Linked DNA regions of Homo sapiens: region 1 is linked to region 2. A link is a loop called in an ENCODE intact Hi-C map of the cell type or tissue named here. Cell type or tissue: heart right ventricle. All regions are shown on one strand. Links, peaks and the distances in the headings refer to the core of each region. The heading gives the core; the rest is flanking DNA.

Region 1 (10,926 bases), core at 1,373-9,372, 50 kb before region 2:
AAAATTGTGAGGACAGAAATCAGGTGTTCTGCAAATGGTTTCCTGGCAATGAAGGCTTAGGGCCAGAGAAGACACCATGGGTGCTCTTCCCTCTGATGGCTCTTTCACTACATTCATAGCTGCCTCAGTGTGCTCTCAGTCCCATGAGACAGCACCCTGTGATTATCAGTGGCTGCTGTATTAGTTTGCTAGGGGTGTCTTTAAGACTGGGTGTCTTAAACAATAAACATTTATTTTCTCAAGGTCCAGAAGCCAGAAATGTAAGATTAAAGCATCAGCAGGTTTGGTTTTTCTGAGAAAACTCTCTCACGTGGTATGGCAAGGAGAGAGGCCATTTCTCTTTAAAGGCCCTATCTCCAAAACAAGTCACATTCTGATGTACTGTGGGTTAGGACCTTAACTTATGAATCTGGGTGAGGGACCTGCAATTCAGGCTGTCACAACCACTTTATCTGCACAAAAGGGAACTAAATATGCCTGGAAATTTACATTCCCTCAGTCATAGCTCTAAATCAATGACTGGTAGGTGCACAGGTAAGACTTTACCTCTATTGACCAATTCAGAGTTGAGATCTATACTGTGCCCAGAAATGCATGGCAGGCTTGAACAAAAGATGTACTTCATTGGAAATTGCTTGATAATGCATCCTTTATTGGTCTTCTTCTGTTATTATTCCCATTTCTCTGTAATTTCTTGGGAATATACTCTAATACATAAGTTACACACAAATTTTCATCATAAGATTTGTCTTTCGAATGCTGTTATGGGTTGAATTGTGTCCTTTAAAAATATATCTTAAGGTCCTAACCTGTAAATATGACCTTATTTGGAAATGCAATCATTGTAGATGTAATTAAGGTAGGGTGAGATAATGACACTATGTTAGAGTGGGCCCTAAATCCAATATGAATGGTGCCATTATAAGAAGAGGGAAACTTGGACACAGAGATAGAGACACTCAGGGAGAATGTTATCTGACCACAAGGACACAAAAAGGAGAGTGCCATGTGAAACCAGATGTAAATATTGGAATGGTGCATCTATAAGCCAAGCAATGGCAAAGATTGCCAGCAAACCACCAGAAGGCAGGAGAGAAGCACAGGACATAATTTCGTTTGGAGCACCCAGAGGAAATCAACCCTACCGAGACCTTAATTTGGAACTTCTATCCTCCAGAAGTGTGAGAGACTAAATTTCTGTTGTTATATGCCAGCAAGTTTGTGGTACTTTCTTATAGCAACCCTAGGAAACTAATGAAGAAACGCAACTTGAAAATAGGTTATTTCAGAAGTGGTCCTAGGAAGCATACACTTAGGAAGGGATTCTGAGTTAGATCACTTGCCATCTGGATAACAACTGGATCACACTGTTGGAGATTAAACTGTTAAAAACTGAAAACTCTAGCACTGTCATTGCATAACTTTTGCCAGTGGTGAGTTGGCATGGGATACAGATGAAAGGAGACTACACATGCATTTCAGAGCTATGGGGGGATTTATTAATTATAAGATTTGGAAATTGGTTGGTTGTTGCTAAGTGTCATTGTGCCGAAGAAGAAAATTGACAAGCTCAGGTTTGTCCGTTACTAACCAGGGGCATGGTATGAAAGATTGGAGGACTCCAGGGCAGCATTTAAAGAAACCCATGCTTTCTATAGCTAGAAGACAGATTGAAAGGAAGACTGGATGATAAACTTTACTATAAAAGTAGTAGAAATACAACAAAAGATGAGTTAATAGCCTTGGCAAGGTTTTATGCTAAGTCAGAACCCTGATAGAGATGGTGCAGAGAATTGTAGGTGGATGTGCTCAAAATTATAGAACTCGCAGATTCCTTTGAACCCCTGGGCATATAAGAGTGGCTTATTTAGTTTTGCTGGAACATAGCAGCTTTCTCTTGCTTGAAGGCCACACCAAAACCTCAACCGAGATGGATGCCTTTGACGATGATATTTGTCCTTATCAAGATCTGACTTCACTTTCTCTCCTGTCTTCTAGTTCTGTATCTAAGTCTCAGCATGGGCCAACCAGGGAAGGGAAAAAATTACTCTCCAAAAGAACATCAAGACGTGATTAATTTGCAGCAAAAGGAATCAGGACAGCATGCCAGGAAGTATATCTTGATAGCGCTGGATTGGGGTGAGAGCTGGGGATAGTGAGAGAGAAGCTTGATAAAGGAACATTTGTCAACAAGGGAACATTCTTCCATGACTGAAAACTCCCTAACAAGAGCACCTGGGAATGGTTCTAATACGCTGCTTGGATGGTTACTAAAAGTTCTGTAGGGGGAAGAAAAAGGCTCACATTAAATTAAGCAGAGATGACAGAACTGCTTTAGCAGAGTTTTGAGGAAGGGCTCAAAAGGCTCAGAGAAGTGAGCATGCTAGAATGATTCTATTGTGTAACACCAGAGAGACTACCAGCTGATTATGTTCATTGAAGGGCCAGAGAACATTCTCATCACAAAGCTGATAAGGAATGTGCTATTGATGGAGGGATTGGCATATTTGAGAAGCTTAGTGATAGCTGGACCGAAGTTGACAGTAGGCAATACTGTTAGAGAACTGGGCTCCCTAGTGTCAATGGAAATGATTATATTCCAGAATATCAGGGGTCAAGTGCAATATAGTCAACCACTAGAGATCTATGGTGATGGCTGATATCCCAAGGTGTTTATCGAGAAAAAATAGATGGATAGACAACAAGAGCGTGGTTGGCTATACATAATCAAGGATGATTAAAACTGGATGAGCAATTGGAAGCCTCATGTCATCAATGCCCACGGAATATTACTTCTTGACCCAGTTTAAAAACCTGCACCAATTCTCAGACCCACAGAAGGAAGCTGCAATGCCACAAGCATACACAGCAGAGATTTCTGTGCATACAGTTGTATACATTTTAAAAATAATCCACTTATAATTTGAATTACAACCAGGGAGTCCACTATGCATATTCTAGTCTCTTTATCTTGGGTAATGATGCTTCTCGTCTCTGGAATACCCTTTGGCACCTTCTCTATGTGAGTGCTATTTCATGTTTTAAGGCTTACAGTAACCTTTCTCGATGACCTCTATCTCTTAGTAGAAATCACGTTCTCCAAACAGCTATCTTGTTCATTTAACATTTACTATATTCAGTTTTGAATGGTTGTTAAAATTTTTATGTAAATAAAAGTTTTTTGGAATTGTCCATTTGATATATTTAATTTATTCCATTTATTAAACTTGAAGTAGACCTTCGAGAATCAATTATTATTGATTCTCAAAATGCAAATATTATTATAGTTATCCCTTTATCCTAGATTGTTAATTGGTTGAATTATTTGAAATCCTTGAGATAAACTAAAATAGACAGGAATACTTAATACAGAATGATTAACTTGGGTAGATAGACAGATTAAACTTAGCTTTTGTTTAAAAGCTGGAATTCTAAGTAGTCAACATCAGATGAGTCAAATGAAAATTGATACCCATTGTAGAACTAATGAATGGTCTTGCAGTTTAAGTCCTTTCTTAACTCTGTCATCTTTTACTTTGTAATGACTAAAAAGCTACAATTACTATCACAGGAGTCTTCAGTATGTTACCATGCCAAAACTGGGAAATGTGGCTGGCTGTTTCCTAATGGAAAATTGTTAGCTTCTTGGCGACATGAAGAAAAGGATGTTGGGATTGCCCTTTCAGACATCAAAATTCATTACAAAACTTTAGAAATTAAGATACTGTGGTACCGGGAACGAGAAAGATCAAAAAATAGACGGAAGAGAACAGAGAAAATTGAAAGACATATCTATATGTCTATATCTGCACATACAAATATGCATATGCAATCACACATAGTTGATAAATCTCACAAGAAATAAAATTTAAAAGAAAGAATCAAAGTGAATATGGTGTTAGTAAAAAAAAAAGGCTATGAATTTTTGAATACTTTTTCCCAAGGTGGTGACATTCCAGCATATACTACAAACAAAAGAGGCCATTCACCGGATGATATCATCCCTTCAAAAATAAACTTATCCTCAATTTCCTGATTAAAATCAGACATTCTTCTGCTTGACAGAGGTCCTTACTTCCTGTTTTCTCTAGCATTTGCCAAGTGGCTCTGAGGACTTCGGTGTAAGAACACTCACTTAACTGTTCTGTAGTGCTGACTTTGAATACTTGAACAATAACCCACATTTCTAAATTTTCAATTTAAATAATGGTGCTTTTTGTTTTTAATTTTGCCTCATTTTCGAATCCTAAGGCTATTAGAACAACACCAAGATGACAGTGTTTCTGCTGTAACTTCCGTCTGCTTCTGCTTCTCAAAGTTGTGTAGTATAATTATTTCTATAGCAACCAGCCGAGGAAATGCCTTGCCAGCACACAGACTCAAAAGAGAAACATGCTGAGACAGGCTCAGCCGTGGGGCTTCGGAGCGCCTGGAGTTTCCAGCATTAAACGCTACAGCTGCAGAAGCCCATGCTGTTACCTTCTCTCCTCATCCGTTTTTAGTATTTGTAATATTTCTGGCCCTCCCACATCTTTGGCAATGTTTTCTAACGTCCCTCTTCTCTTTCTTCAGTGTTTTTCATAAGAACGGTCCTTTCATTTCTGTTTTATGACGTATAGTCTTCTGATAATAACACGATAAGCATTGTGGTGGTTCTGAACATACAACGAAATTAGAAAAAGTGGAATAATAAATAATTCACTTGTTTTCCTTCAGCTTCATAAGGTTTCTACTAATCTGTTTTCCTTATGGGCCAAACTCTTAGAGAAATTTGATCAGGTGCCTTTAAAAATATAGAAACACGTTCAGAGAACTTCAAAGAATACAAAAAATAATGTATTTCTTTTCCAAAATAACTTCACTTTCATCATAAAACATGAAAAATGGTGAAAGAATCATTTCCAAAAGAAAACCTAAACTTGTCTGATTTCAGGACACACTTTTATCTTTAAAAAATTTTTCCTTACTGTTGTGAAAGGAAAAGAAAAGCTCAGGACCCCAAATTCACTATGCCAAAAGGGAAGAGTTAAACTTGGAAGCTGAGTCATAAAAATAAATAAATAAATAAATAAATAAATAAAACAACCCAAATCTGCCTCTCCTTTTGTTCCTAAATTGACAGCTAATGTCTTCAGAGGGGGCATCCCTCACCCTGACAGTGTAAATTAACAGTTTATCTTCACTTCAAGGGTACAGAAGTGTAGGAAAATGACACGGTGAAATAGATGGGTACTCACTGGCAGCAGTTTCATCAATTCTAGCTTCAAATTGTCACCTAATGCCATTGTTTTATTCTGTAACCTATAGATTTACTTTGTAATGATTGATTCTGTAAAATTGAATTATAAGGTTTATTTTTGTTAAAGTTTTTTTTTTGTTTTTTTTTACTACTTTTAGTTTTTTTTGGGTTTTTTTTGGTTTTTTTTTTTTTTTTTTTTTTTTTTTTGTGACAGAGCCTTGTTCTGTCGCCCAGGCTCTGGAGTGCATTGGTGCGGTCTCAACTCATAGCAACCTCCACCTCCTGGGTTCAAGTGATTCTTCTGCCTCAGCCTTCTGAGTAGCTGGTATTACAGGCACCTGCCACCACGCCCAGCTAATTTTTGTACTTTTAGTAGAGACAGGGTTTCACCATGTTGCCAGGCTAGTCTCAAACTTGTGACCTTGGCCTCCCTAAATGCTGGGATTACAGGTGTGAGCCACTGCGCCTGGCCTTAATTTTCATTTTCAATGAAAGTTTTGTTAAGTTTAATTTTAAAAAAACTTGATGATTCAAGGTTTCATTACACAAACTCAGGTAAAGTTACTGGATGAATGAATTCTTTTGTATACCTAATCCTGTAAACAAACCAGTAAAGGAATAGAGTAGCCTCTATATTTAAAATTCTGTCCCCAATATATGAAACTGACATAGTGCCAATGCAAATTAGCTCCCTTGCTGAACATTTTCATTCACACTGTACACACCACAGTGAGCCAGGACATTTCTTTCTCAGTAAGATGTTCAGAACTCTGGCCAACAACTGGCTTGATGTTTGCATTTTCCATGTGACGTAGTGTTTTCCTTGGTTGACTATTATGGCCCCACCCTGATGAGCCAGTTGTAGCAAGCCAAGCCCCAGCTTCTGTACCCAGAAGATATTCCACCTCTTGCTCAACAAAGCAGCCTTGGGTGTTTATGACACCTGAGGTAATGGTTCACAATCGGGATTCTTTCAAAAAGTACTCTCAGATTGATACTCTCTGTGTTTCCACATATGTCCCCTCCATGCTTTCAGAGAGGAGTCATGCATCCTAGAATCAGCCATGTATTGTGTCAAATGGCAAGAGGTATTTCCTGGAACATTTCTTAATTGTGTTGCTCTTTTTATTGAAATTGTGCTAAAATATAAATTCAGCACACAGGAAAAGAAACCTGTCCGTGGCCCATTAGAAGTTTCCAAATCGCCTCTTATTTGAAAGTGATGAACTATTTTTGTTAGATTTGTTGTTTTTTAATTTCTCAAATTTATTTCCTGAAGAAGAAATACAGTGTTTCCTAGGGTTTTGTTGTCGTTGTTATTTTTAAAAATAATTTATTTCATTTTTTAAGTCCAGATCTGTAGAAAATATAAAGTTTCTTTTTTCTCTGGGAGCTCTCATCTTGAAGAATTATTTGAAATGTATGATTATTAGCCTAAGAAAGCTGAAAATCAAATAAATTATGTTTTGATCTTCACAATTAGCAGTGTTTTTACAATATAATTTTTCATATTTTCTCTAAATTGTACATTCATATCATTGATGTAAGCAAAGTATTTTATGTTATAAAATTTTTTAAATTTCTAGAAAGATAAATAAGACGTGAATTTCAACCAATAGTGTCAACAATTATTTAAATACATTTTAGACACAGAATGGCAGAGTATTTAGAAGTGTATTGAATTTGATTACTTTCTAAAACGTGTGAGATCAGAGTAAGTCTTAATATCTATCCAGTTGACTTAATTCATGCTTTAATATTTTTCTGCTTGGTTTGTTTTGAAGATAGAAAAAAGCATTTTGTATTACATTTTCTGTAATCAATATAACTTACATCTGGCAATTTTCTAAGGAGTGTAAATTTGTTTGAAATACAAAATAAGTTGCCTAGAGAATCAGCTTATTTATTTTTCCAAAGTACTTTTAAAAAATTGGAATCTAAGCATTTATTTATAGTCAATGACTTCTAGTGAATAGAGGCTAAGAAATAATGAAAAAAAGGTTTAAACATAAGAACTGAAGGATAAAAGCTAATTCAAGAACTGAAAGAATTTCAGAGACTATATTAAAGAAAATTATGAAAAAGAGTTCAAGAATAATCAACCCTGAGAAAAGATCATAAATGGACAAAAACCAGGCACACACAATGCCTTTGCATTGCATTCATTTCATTATAAAGACAATGAGTAAGTTGAACTGTCTCATTATTTCATCACTTAGCTTTGTCTCAACTGTCAGGTATGAAAAATTACTGAGAAGAATAAAAGTTTTGAAAAGGAAAAAAATTTGAAAAGTATGAACACACTATGAGTGCTAACTCCAGAATAGCTGGTTTTTCAAGAATTATACAGGAAACTGAGTAATGATGTAGTAGTTAGAAGCAAAAGTGTAGTTCTGAGGTTCTCACACACTCCCAAAATGGAGAAACAAAGGGGATACTTGTAGTTCTATGGGATTATACATATAGGAGTTCATGGGTGATTTTTCAGCACTAAAATGTAGCTGTATATGGGTTCATAGACACTGAAGTCCTCATATTTTGGCCTCTATTTGATTTTATTATAAATCCAAAATTTTGCCTTCCAGGTAGAATTTTGGATAATTTTATGCCTCCAAATGTCAAAGGCAAGCTGGGCATCATGATCTGGCATAAAGAACCCTTCACTCAAAGAAGGTAAAAGATCTAGATTCAAGTGGCAACGTCTTTATTTAGCAATCACTGGCTTTAGCTAAATCCAAAATTCACTGGGCTTCAGTTTGAAATATGTACAATGGGCCAAGTGTGGTGGCTCACACTTGGAATCCCAGTACTTTGGGAGGACAAGGGGGAAGGATCATCTGAGCCTAGGAGTTCAAGACCCACGTGAGCCACATAACAAGATCTCTTCTCTATAAAAAACTAAACATATGCCTGGTGTGGGTAACATGTGCTTGTGGTGAACTATGATCACACCACTGCACTACAGCCTGGGCAACAGAGTGAGACACACAGTGTGTGTTTGTGTGTGTGTGTGTGTGTAATGATCATGTCACCTTCCCACAATACAATTATGAAGATGAAATAAATATACATGGAAGAGTTTTATAAGCACTAAAGTGTTAAACCAATGGGAAGTTTCACTCTTGACTGTTGTAGCAGATAGGATTTCACTTCTTTCTCTTTTATTTAAAATACTTTGTAATTACATATTTGAGAGGAAAATGCTAGGCACTTATCAATGTCTTTGGCCTCAGAGTGGTTTTGTACCAGATCAAGAATCAAGCAGTCAGAAGACAAAGTTCCATGTGGTCAGTTACATACTTTAGTGGCACCATGACCTAAATGTCGGCATGAAGACAAATTTATCTATCTATACTCAAAGATAAACACACACCTATAAATACATGTATTTTATTCAACTAAGAAAGTAGGTTGAAACCCTCCATTTGATATGTCTTATATAGTGAATTATTACTAAATTTTTACTAGTTCTAATTAGTACATTTTTGGCACTGCATTTTCAATATAAAATGGCCTTAAATTGAATAGTGATTGTAATTAGATTTATCTTTCTGAATCAAAATTTGCTTTATTATTGTTAGAAAAATCTCTACAGTAATGCTCAGCAAAGTGCCAATGAGGCTTCTATGCAAGAATCAGAGTAGAAGGAACATATTGTCATAACTGTTGTCTCCTTGATTCAGGTCCAGTAGCAGAGTCTATTACTTCCATGTGTTTAAACATTTTTTTCCAAATTTAATACTGCAAATTATCACTTGGCCAAAAATATTGAGAAAACATAATTTACTTCTTCCACGAACCTTGACATTGAATGAATGCTAAATGCACACCATGCATACACATTCACATATATTTGTCTGTACTATAGCAGAACAATACCAATTCAGTTTTGTAATTTAAATGGCCAAACCTTGTTACAGTAGGTAAAACATTTATGCTCCCGAAGAGTGTAAAAATCTTAGACAATGAGAGTTACTTAAATCCTGAAAGTTGCCAGGGATAGTCATAGGGCCGCTGGTCTTTTCAGAGAAGTTCAAGCTTGCCTGAAAGATCTCAGTATGTGGCAGAGTGTACACTAGAGGGTGGGATCTGTTGAGCTTCATTCTTAATCCACAAAGAATCAGCTAGTCAGTCAACCATAAATAAACACAATGACATCATTACCTTGCCTCTTGCCACCTGGGCGTAATGCCCTGCAAAGTTTTATGTTTCAGAGTTTCAGAGTCATGGGCACAAGAACACTGTTGATTGATTAGAAATATTAGCAATAGCCAATGCATTAAAGAAACAAAGAGTGTTAATTCAGTTTTACCAGGATGGATTGAATTCTCTCCTTACTCATTTGACTTCAAGTAGCTCTGCACTGGCCTCTCGTAAAGTATTTACTCAGGAACTTATCCAAGTCAGTGAGGTATTAACAATGCTTTTATCTTTGATTCTCTTACTTAGCTTCATCCTTAATATGTTCTTACCCCCAACAACCCTACCACCTCCAACCGGTTTTTAAAATTATACCCAAGTAATATTTATTGTTCCTTACAATGAGATCATTATAAATTCCATTTTGTTCACTTTGAATTTTGTTTGTTAAGGACATACTCGCAACATGTTATTAAACAAGAAAGCCATTCTTCATTATTGTCATCATATTATCAGCAGTGAAGGATTTCATTTTAAGATGAAGAAAGGGGGAAAAAGAATGTTAGAATGCAGATACTGAAACTAGAATTGATTTCACAGATATTAATCTTCTGTATCTGTTGCTCAATCATGGGACTTGTGTTGAAATATGGAACAGGTCAGTATCGGCTCAGCTTTATTCTGCTCAAGTTCTCCTTGCACATATCCTTTTGGGCTACTGTAAGAGAAATATTACCAACTTTCCAATGCTGAAAAGTAAAAAAGATTGCCCTCTCTATTTATTATTAAAGAACTCCTTGGACACATAAGCTCATTCTAATATAGAGGCACCTCATCACTCATTATTAATTTAACAAGCATTTGTTAAGTGCCTATTATGAGCCAGGCACTGTGCTAGGAAATGGGACCAATAAGAAACAAATGAATTTATAGTCTGTTGGGGATACACACATTAAACTCCTAATTACACGGACTTAATCACACAAATAACTATATATTCACATTAAATTCACTAAGGAAAACTTCAGTGTAATTCCTCTTAAGTCATAGTTATACGTTCATTTTTCCCCCTAATTCTGAATGGGAATGCATGAATAACAATTAATTTAAATACCTATTATATATTGAGCATGGCTCTATGTGGTAGGTAGACATGTCATTTGAAGTCATAAGCAAACTAGCCTTAGTTCAGATATGTCATTTAATTCACTTTGCCTTTAGGGAAGAAAGTCTAAAATTCTGTGAGTTTCAGTTCTTGTTTATCATCAGAAAAATGGAAATGGTAATAATTTCCAACATGATAGTTCTGAGGTTCAAAGAGGCATTAAAAACACGTCAGATGCTCTAATGAAGTTTCTAAGAATATGGAAGCATTAAATATTAATATAAATAAGAATAAGGTTACTCAAAAAACTGAATGAGAAAGTTAAGAAATATATCATGTGAGTTGCAACTGGGCTTTCATAAATGCAAAAATTTATAGAAAAATGAGAGGACCATATTTACTGGGAACAGGATGAGCAATTGTGCATAAATGAGAGTCAAGA
Region 2 (10,926 bases), core at 1,245-9,244:
AGGTGGTTCTGGCTACAGGAATCACTTGCAATTGCAGTCAAATGGTGGCTGAAGCTGAAAATGGAGGATGGAGCAGCTGAGGGCTGGCCAGGCAGCTCTTTCTTTATATAATAATCTCAGGGCCTGTCCAAGGAGACTAGATTCAGCGTTCTCCCTGCATGACAGTCTCAGGGAAGTAAGCCCACTGAGGCAGCAGCCCAGGGCTTCAATACAAGTGTTCCAGCTACCAAGGCAGATGCTACACCATCTTCTGCCACCTAGTCTCACAAATCACAAATGATTTGTGTCACATTCTTTTGGTTACAAGCAAGTTACAGGCTCAGTTTCAAAGCAACAGTAATTAGACTACCTTTCAAAGGGTGAGTAATGAGGTCTTAGATGATTTGGAGAAGAACAGAGAGATCGTTGGAACCATTTAGAGGAAACACTATTATCCCTGTATAAAGGACAATAATATATTTAATCACATTCCTTGTACTTCATTTGCAATATCTTCCATAGAGTGGCTATGAAAATTCGTAGATCATTGTTACTTTAAAAAAGAAAGCCATGGCTCTCACATTCTTATTATTTTAATACAAGAAATAACTGCCTTGGGCAATACTTTTTGGGGGATGTTGACAAGCCATGTTCAATGTATTAGCTACATTGTGCTGAAGATTATACTCAGTAAATGAAGATTGAGATTAATCATGATTATTTTCTTTTGCAAAAGCCATGAAACATTGCTAGCCAATAAGAAGGAAAAAACATTTGTATGTATTTGCTAAGGATTCATTATAGTGTGGGAGCAGAGTGGATAGTGACTTGGGAGCCAGAGAAATCTGAGTTTGAATCAAGCCTCCACCACTTATTGATTAAGTGACCTCAAAGATAGTAATTGCCTCTTTTAAGTGATAGTTTCTTATCAGTGAAATACTACTACTACTGCTACCAACTGCTGTACAGAAGACAGAATGATCTGAGAAGGAATTTTTGGACTGGAGTTTGTGTACCAGCTACAGGCTGTACCAGAAATACAGGAAGAGAAAGGGCTTTTAGTAACTGGAAACCCAAAATGCAGTCATGTGGAAATGATCCTTTTTTCTTAACTTCAATGGTAAAGATGTGGGAGGTTGACTCAATAGTCAAGTGACCCACCTGCTAAATCCTTTGACTTTGATGTGTAAACAACGTGCCTTCTTACAATTATTATCATTGCTTACTTTTTTGACCCTGAAGACTGACTCAGAGGAGTTCAGTGTCCTCACAACCCTAACTCAGAATTAGGCTATGTGATTCAAATCCCAGCCCGACTCCTCACTGGCTGTGGAGCTTGGCCAAGTTATGTAACTCAGGTTGCTCATACGTAAAATCAGGATATTGATGGTCATGATCAAAACTAAATTAGATAGTCCACATCTAGCACACAGAAAGCACTCTGTAAATATTAATACACAGTAGCTGCTGCTACTGTAAGAAGCTTATAATGCATTTCCAACCAAGAAACTTTCCTTTAACAAGATAATGCATTATGAAATATCCTATATTATTTGAAACATTAGATCATTTCCAGCTATTGGAAAGAAAAATGTAATGAGATTTTTCACATGTAGTAAACTAAGTTATGGGTTATATTTATTATATTCTTGTCTCACTGCAGATTAAAGTTTACATATGTAACAAACCTGCACGTTGTGCACATGTACCCTAGAACTTAAAGTATAATAAAAAAGTTAATCTTTTAAGTAGTAGAAAGTTTATTTATAGGCTGTTCTTTTCTGCATAACGGAACTACAAATGACTCCAATGTGGGAGTAAAGAATGTGTCTGTGAAAAAGAGCAGAGTAGAATGCAAAAAATTGATATGAGAGAAAAGAAAGGAAATGAAAATGTCATTCATATATCTGCATATTAATAATTTTACTTTTTTTTTTTAGGACCCAGCTATGGAGTCTATAAAAAACTCAGGTTTATCCCCAAGCTGAGTCATCAACCGAACAGCCCATCTGGAGAGCAGACTGGTTTTGGCTAGACTAATGGAAATACACTTTTAGTCTCTGGGGTCTAACTGGAAATGATTATTGTCATTCCATTTTCATGGAGATTGTGACTGTTGGAAACTCCATGTTGGCAGAATGCAAACCAGCTGTTGATTTCAAATGCCTCAACTTTATACTTTAACTATCTTTATCCTGTTTTATCTATCATCTATGTATCTTTCTTTTAGATTAGTCTTTCTAAATGTATTACTATAGAAGAAAAGTGTCAAAGAAGCACACACAAAATCTGTCTACATAGAGAAAACTAAATTGTATGTTAATTCTCAAGAGAAAAAGAAAGAAGAAAGGGAGGGAGAAATAATACAAGGTTTTGGCTTGTGTTTAGTGGGATAACAAGTTGAACTCACATCATAATTTGAAAAAAGCAAGAAAAATAAACAAGAAAATATAGTCAAGCATGGCTACATAACTTGTGGGGACAATGCAAAATAAAAATAAGGGGGCCCCTATCAAAAAATTACTAATTTCAAGAAGATGAGAGTAGATTATTAAATCAAATATGGGGCTGTTCTGAGCATAGGACCCTGTGAGCTTGTGCAGATTGTACATCCATGAAGATGGCCTTGAATATAGTTTCTTTTTTTGCTTAAAAATAATCTATTCTCCTTAATGAATACTCACACTCAAGGAGGGGAGACATTAACTTTTATTGCCATCTGGTATGACTTTTAGTCTGATCTGATAATGTACTACTTATTTATTTACATATTTAAGATTGGGTCTTGCTCTGTCACCCAGGCTGGACGGCAGTGGCACAATCATAACTCACTGCAGCCTCAAACTCCTGGGCTCAAGCAATCCTTCCACCTTAACCTCCTGAGTATTTGGAACTACAGGCATGCACCACCATGCCCAGCTAATTTCTAATTTTTTTGGTAGAGATGGGGACTCACTATGTTGCCCAGGCTGGTCTCAAACTCCTGGGTCCAAGTGATCTTCCCATCTCAGGCTCCTGAATAGCTGGAGTTACAGGTATGCGCCACCATGTCAGCTCTGTTAATTTACCTTTTATTATTTCTCAATTTGTTTAGTAAAACAAAGCTTAGTTTTCAATTTCATCTGTTTAGAAAAATAAAGCTTAGTTTTCAATTTCTCTTCCACCTCTTCCTTCCCTGGCTGGGAAGTGTGTACAGGGGGACGGATATCATTGTAGAGTTTAAGGGTTGACATCTCTGGCCCAGTGTCTTCTGACTCCACTGTTTGCTTGTTAACATCTCTTCTCCACTTGGGGGATCCTTGATATTGGAGGCCAAAGTCTGTATTTGGTTAACTGGGATGTGAGAGACTGCTATTATTCCAAGAAGGACAGTCATCATCAGATCTTAAATAAGGTAAGACACAAAGTTATTTTTATTTCTAGTGTATGAAAACTAGGGAGATTAGAAAGGTCAGATTAACTGAAGACAAATTAAAAGGATTGTACATTTGCTGTACATATAAGCTGTGATTCATAGTAAATGTATGTCCTAGTCATATGTGATAGTTTTTCTAAAATTATTTTAAATGTACAAAAAAAATCTTTGTTTATGCTTTCAGTGAGTTTTGTAAACGTTTTCGAGACAACAAATAAACAAAAATCTCATTTATTTTTAAAAGTTACAAATTTGACTTCCTATATAAAAGAACACTGCAACAAAACCATGTATTAAGTGAAGATTTTTAAAAAGTGAATACATTTTGCCCATTGTTTCTCTGTGACTTGTTTTGATGAGTTTAGTAGGAAAAGACATTGGTGGGGGCATATTATTGCTCCTTCATACTTTAAATCTTTCTTTACTGGTTCTCTTCAGCCTTCATTTAAAACATTTAAGAATTTTCCATCTGCAAAAAATAAAAACAAAAATAAATAGCATCTGATCTAATATATGTCCATGGCTTCTGCTGCCACCGTAAGCTAAGGACAGCATTACCCTCTTCAGTGAAATAATGGGTAAATCATCATGAGGGCTGTTTAGTGAAAAATAACATCAAAACAGAGCTGAGAGGAGGAATTTCTGATTCACTGGGTTCTTCACCAAACTATCCTACTTCTGTGGTAGGAGGTGAGTATGTCTATGTGGACGTTAAAAGTATCCTTTGAGTTTTGATTAAAGGGCCTAAATGGTGTTGTTCAGAGTGCAAAGCCTTGATAACTAAAATATCCTATCATAACTACTCATATTTGACAGTGAAGAACAGTATAACCTTTCTCCAATAAAATGGTGGCATAAAAATTAAGAACCATGAAATTATTTTAAATAGAAAAACTTGGCTAGTAAATATATTTACTATAGAATGATGACGTACTGTCTTAATAATGTTTGATATTAGCCAATTATTCTAGAAAAATGAGGAAAGTGTTGGAATAAAGAATGCTAGAATACTAAATAAAGAAATTTATCTATTGCACTTTTTGGAGAACATATTTTCTGACAGAAAGAACAGAAATGAACTATAATATTTTCAACATGATTCTCATATCCTGTAGAAAGCTTGTAAGTTTTTCTCTAGGGAGCTGTAAAAGACACAACTGTGATACAAACAGGCATAGCGTTACTAGGCTGAAATTTTTAATCTGTTGGCTTCAGTATTTCCATAGATTTCCCAAGTATGTCAGCATATTTTTTGATATGCATTAGCTATAGTATTTGGCAATATAATTTATAATTATTTTAAATGTACAATTTCAACTCTTGTACACTGTTGATGGAAATTTAAATTAATAAAGGTATTGTAAAAAACTGGTGGAGGTTCCTCAAAAACAAGAATTACCATATCATCCGAAAATTTCACTTTTGGGTATGCACCCCCAAAAATTGAAGTCAGTTTGTTAAAGAGATGTCTACACTCCTATGTTCATTGCAGCACTGTTCACAATAGCCAAGTTTTTTAATCAACCTCAGTGACCAGGCACAGGTGGGTGGATAAAGAAAATGTGGTACATATGCACAATCAAGTGCATATTCAACCTTAAAAAAGAAGGATATTTTCTCATGTGTGGCAACATAGATGAAATTGGAGAACACTATGCTAAGTGAAATAAGCCAGAAACAAAGACAAATACCACATGTTCTAACTTACATGTGGAGTCCAAAACAATTTAACTCACAGAAGCAGAGAGCAGAATGGTGGTTACAGAGACCAGTGAGTGGGAGGAATGGGAAGATGATGGTCAGATGGTACAACATCTCAGAAAAGAGAAAAAATTCTTTTGAGTTTTATGACATAGAATGAGAAATGTAGTTAATAATACAGAATTGTACATTTTAAAATTTAAATTGCAAATGTTCTCACCACAAAAAAATATTGTTTGAGGTAATGGATATATAAATTAGCTTAATTTAACTATACCACATTGTATTCATAAACCATAACATCACTTTGTACTCCATAAATTTATATAATCATAAATTGTCAATTTATAATAAAAGATAAAAATATTTATTTTAAATGATCACTCATGAAAATGTTTGCCTCTGGTTTCATCCAACTTTTGATCTTTTCTGCCATCTAGTGGTAATGTTTTAAAACTTCCTTCTAAGTGTATACAAATAATTAAAAAATGAAAAAGTACTGTATTACAAAATGTAAAAGTAAAATGTAAAAGCATGTTCTGTTGCTTCACAAGGTCTGAAATCTAACCTAGGACCCATAAGCCCTAGGCATGAAAAATATTGGGGAAAAAATTTAAAGAATATAAAATAACTAAAATTGTCAACAATGGGTAAGAAGTATATATTATATATATGTGTATATATATAGTATATATACACACACACACATATATACACTGTGGAAATATAGAATGATTTTATATAATATATTTATAATATTTATTTGAAATAAAGCACCAGAAAGATAATTTGGATTTACCTTGCATAGTATTAATGGATGGGAGGGGCTTCAATATGGCTGAATAAAGGTGCCTGGCACTCGTCCCCTCCACAAAGAACAACCAATGCAGTACATAACTGCACATCCATCGAATAGAACATCTAAAAGAGAAGACTGGAATTCATCTGGAGTCCACACAATGGCATTACTCCAAAGAGGGAATTAATGCTGAGTCACACTCACCCACTGAGACCCAAGAAGTTGGCACCATGGCATCAGTTTGAGAACTCAGATCCCACTAGACTGCATTTCTTCCCTCAGGCCCAACAGTCCCATACATCCCCACATCCCTGGAGAACCATTGACATCCCTCCGCATTCACCTAGAGGGCTGCAGCAGCACAATGCTGGTTAGACCAGGCAGTGAGACAGGGTTTCCAGCATTTTAGCCAACACAGTGTCCTACACCCCAAGGAATGTGTGGTGAGGCACACTAGGGAGGCTGCCCCAGGACAAAGAGATCAGAAGTGTGCACTCCTCAGAGCCTGAGAGATGGCTGCCACTGCCACTGACAGCAACTATCCCCTTCAGTGGCAAGAATACTTTGCAACTGCATATGCCTTCAGAGGACCTAAAGACTGGTTCTGGGGCCTGAGGAAAGACACATGATGCCCACTGCCACCATCAGCACCACCACCAGTGCCAACACACATCATTCTGGGGCCTGGGGACAGATCAACCTGCCCACTTGATATGGTTTGGCTGTGTCCTCACCCAAATCTCATCTTGAATTGTAGCTCCCATAATTCCCATGTGGCATGGGAGGGATCCAGGTGGGAGGTAATTGAGTCATGTGGAAGAGTCTTTCCCATGCTGTTCTCATGACAGTGAGTACGTCTCACAAGATCTGATGGTTTTATAAAGGGAAGTTCCCCACACATGCTCTTTTTGCCTGCTGCCATGTAAGACGTGACTTTGTTCCTCCTTCACCTTCCACCATGATTGTGAGACCTCTCCAGCCACGTGGAATTGTGAGTCAATTAAGCCTCTTTATTATAAATTACCCAGTCTTGGGTATGTCTTTATTAGCAGCATGAGAACAGACTAATACACTGCCATTGCCAGCACCCATGTACACCTTAAGGATCCTGAGGAAAGACCCTTTCTGCCCACTGCCAACCCCACACACACTACCTGAGGACCCAGGGACCTACCCACCTGCCCAGCCCACCGCCACTACTAAGAAAACTGCCTGGAAGCCTGAGGACTGGCCCTCCTCGACCCACTACCACCAACACCCATGTATACTGCCTGAAGTCCCAAGAACCAGCCCCCCCCCCCGCCAGCTGTTGCCACCACTGGTGCCTGAGGACTGCCTCACCTGGTGTCTCCATCCCCAGTAAAGGCTCACCAAAGCATCCACTTGCAGCTGTAGCCTAAGTCACTGAGAAACTCACAGACACCACTAACACTGATTATAGCCAAAGAAATCAGAGACTACACTACTGCATTCACCAGAATCAGAGCCAAAACACCTTACTCAACCAACACTATAGATACTTCTATTTAAAAAAAATAAAAGCCAATCAATAAAGTTGGAAGACGTGACAGTTAGATCAGATACACAGATATCAATGACACAAAGAAGCATGATAAAACAAGGAAACATTACACTCCAATAGGAATACAATAATTCTCTAGTAACAGATACCAACAATTTACACACACACACACACACACACACACATAAAATACCTGAGAAAGAATTCAAAATAATGATATTAAAGAAACTCAAAAACTCAAAGAGATATAAGAGAATACAGATAAACAATACAGAGTGATCAGAAAAATACATATATATTCTGAAAGAGAAATTCAACAAAAAGATAGATATTAAAGAGAAATAAATAGAAATCCTGGAACTGAAGAGTCCAAGCTAAGAAATAAGAAATACAATCAAGAGCCACAACAATAGACTAGATCAAGCAGAAGGAAGAATTTCTGAACGTGAAGACAGGTCATTTGAAATAACCCAGTAAAACCCATAAATAAATAATAAAAAGAATGAAAGCCTATGTCACATATGGGACACCATAAAGTAATCAGATATTTGAAGTTTGGAATTTCTAGAAGAAGAGATAGCCGAGGACATTTAAAAACTATTTAGCAAAAAATAGATGAAAACTTTCCAAGTCTTACAGGATATGTAGATATTCAGGTACAGGATATTCAAAGATAACCAAATAGATTCAACTCAAAAAGATATTCTCCTAGGCATATTATTGTCAAACTCTCAAAAGAAGACAGAAATAGATTCTAAAAACAGAAAAAATACCAAGTTACATGTAAGGGAATTCTCATCAGATTAACAGCAAACTTCTTGCATAAATCTTACAGGCCAGAAGAGAATGGGATGATATATTCAAAGTATTAAAAACCCCAAACCCCAATGACCAAGAATACTACACCCAAAAAAGCTGTCCTTCAAAAATGAAAGACAAATAAAATCTTTTCCAGACAAGCAAACCCTGAGGGAATTCATCACCACTAGACTGACCCTACAAGAAATGCCTAAATGAGTTCTACATTTGAAAATGAAAGGATAATATTTATCATCAACATAACAAAGAAAGTATATAACTAATTTGTAGAGCTGATACACAAATGAGAAGAAGAAAGGAGTCAAATGTTATCACAAAAAAAGCCCAACAACTCATAGGGTAAACAATGGAAGAGACAAAAGGAAACAGAATATACAAAACGATCAGAAAACAATGAACAAAGTGATAGGAACAAGTCCTCACCTATCAATAACAACCTTAAATCACATGTTTTAAATTCCTCAATTAAAAGATATGGACTTGCTGAATGGATAAAAACATAAATAAATAAAACACACAAAAAACCAAGACACATCTATATGCCATCTACAAAAAATTCATTTAAACCTGTAAAGACATACATAGACTGAAAGAAAAGGGATGGAAAAAATATTCCACACAAATGAAAACCAAAAATATGCAGAAGTAACTACACTCTTATCAGAAAAAAATAGTCTTTTAGTCAAACATAAAAATAGACAAAGAAGATTATTATATAAAGATAATTCAGCAAGAAGATATAACAATTGTAAATATATCTGCACCCAACACTGGAGCTCTTAAATATATAAAGCAAGTATTGTGAGAATCAAAGAGAAAGGCACTTAAATACAATAATAGCTGAGAACTTCAACACCCCACTTTCAGCATGGGACACATCATCTAGACAAATATTTATCAATAAACATGGTACTTGGAATGTACGATAGACTAAATGGACCTAACAGACATTTACAGAATATTTCATCACACAACTGCAGAATATATATTCTTCTCATCAGCACATAAAACATTCTCCAGGACAAACCATATGTTAGAACATGAAACAAGTCTCAGCAAATTTTAAAAATCAAAATTGTATCAAGTACTTTTTCAGATCTCAATAAAATAAAGCTAGAAATCAATAACCCGAGAACTTTGGAAGCTGTGCAAATACATGGAAATTAAACAACAGACCCCTGGACAATCATTTGATCAATAAAGAAGTTAAGAAAAAACTTCAAACATTCTTGAAACAAATAAAAATTGGCACACAATATATCAAAACCTATGGAATATAGCAAAAACAGTGCTAAGAGAAGTTTATCACCATAAAAGCCTACATCAAAAAGTAGAAAGATTTCAAATAACCTAATGAAGGTTCTCAAATAACTAGAAAAGCAGGAACAACCCAAAATTAGGAAAGAAATAATAAAGATCAGAGCAGAACTGAACAAAATGGAAACAAACAGTAGAAAAATAAAAAACCCCAAAAATTGGTTTTATGAAGAGATAAACAAATTTGATAAACCACTAGCTATACTGACCAAAAGAAAAGAAGAGAAAGAAGACCCAAACAAATACAATTAGAAACAAATAAGGAGGCGTTACAACTGATACCACAGAAATACAAAGGGTCATTAGAGAGTGTTACGAACCACTATATGATAACAAGTTGGAAAATGTAGAGAAAATGGATAAATTCCTGGATCCAATCTATGAAGACTGAACCAGGAAGACACAGAAAAACAGCACAAATAAGTGACATGTGATGAGACTGAATCAGCAATAAACAGTCTTCCTAAAAAGAAAAACCTAGGATTAAATGACTTTACTGTTAAATTCCACAAAATTATAAAGAAGAGCTAAGACCAATTCTTTTTAAACTATTTCAAAAAATTGAAGAGGTGGAAATTTTTTCTAACGCATTCTACCAGATCAGCATTACCTGATGCCAAAACCAGACAAGAATACAACAACAAAAAAAGAGAACTACATGACAATATCCCTGATGAACATGGATGCATAAATTCTCGACAAAATATTAGCCAACTGAATTAAATAGCACATCTAAAAGATAGTACATCATAATCAAGTGGGAGTTAACCCAGGGATGCAAGGATGGTTCAACACATGCAAATCAATAAATGTGACACATTGCATTAACAGAATGAAGCCTGAAAACCATATGATTATCTAGATAGATGCAGAAAAAGCATTTGATAAAATTTAACATGCATTTATGATAAAAACTATCAGCAAGTTAGGCATAGTAGGAATATACCTCAACATAATAAAGGCTATATATAGCAAACCCATAGCTAACATCATGCTGAATGGAGAAAAGCCGAAAACCTTACCTCTGACAACTGGAACAAGATAAGGATGCCACTCTCGCCACTCTACTAAACACAACATGAAAGTCCTAGTGAGAGGAATTAGGCAAGAAAAATAAATAAAAACGCATCCAAACTGGAAAAGAGGAAGTCAAATTTTCCCTCTCTGCAGGATTATCTTATATATAGAAAAAACTAAAGACTCCACCAGGAAACCCTTAGAACTGATAAACAAGTAAAGCTGCAAGATACAAAATCAAAATACAAAAATCAGTAGTTTTTCTACACACTAATCACAAACTGCTGAAAAAGAAATCAATGAAGCAATGCCTTTTACAATAGCTACCAGAAATACCTAGGAATAAATTTAAACAAT

What was found. A loop is a pair of places that touch in the nucleus more often than their neighbours do. Peaks named below come from ENCODE experiments on the same cell type or tissue, not always from the same donor. Only the 100,000 strongest peaks of a DNase experiment are listed, where the experiment ranks them.
Region 1: a loop joins it to region 2, with 4 times the contacts of the local background. A loop is called at or near these places in 10 of 110 quality-filtered maps.

What each region holds. Positions count from the first base shown.
Region 1 is chr9:73,128,096-73,139,021 of GRCh38, forward strand. No RefSeq gene overlaps it. Among named protein-coding and RNA genes, the nearest start is that of ANXA1, 18 kb to the right of the region's middle. RefSeq lists an enhancer at 4,277-4,696. In heart right ventricle, for the core only: no CTCF peak of the experiment used is centred there; a DNase peak (open chromatin) is centred at 4,406; H3K4me3 peaks cover 1,623 bases; H3K27ac peaks cover 3,174 bases.
Region 2 is chr9:73,178,579-73,189,504 of GRCh38, forward strand. No RefSeq gene overlaps it. Among named protein-coding and RNA genes, the nearest start is that of ANXA1, 32 kb to the left of the region's middle. In heart right ventricle, for the core only: a CTCF peak has its summit at 5,524 (motif pointing left); no DNase peak of the experiment used is centred there; H3K27me3 peaks cover 274 bases.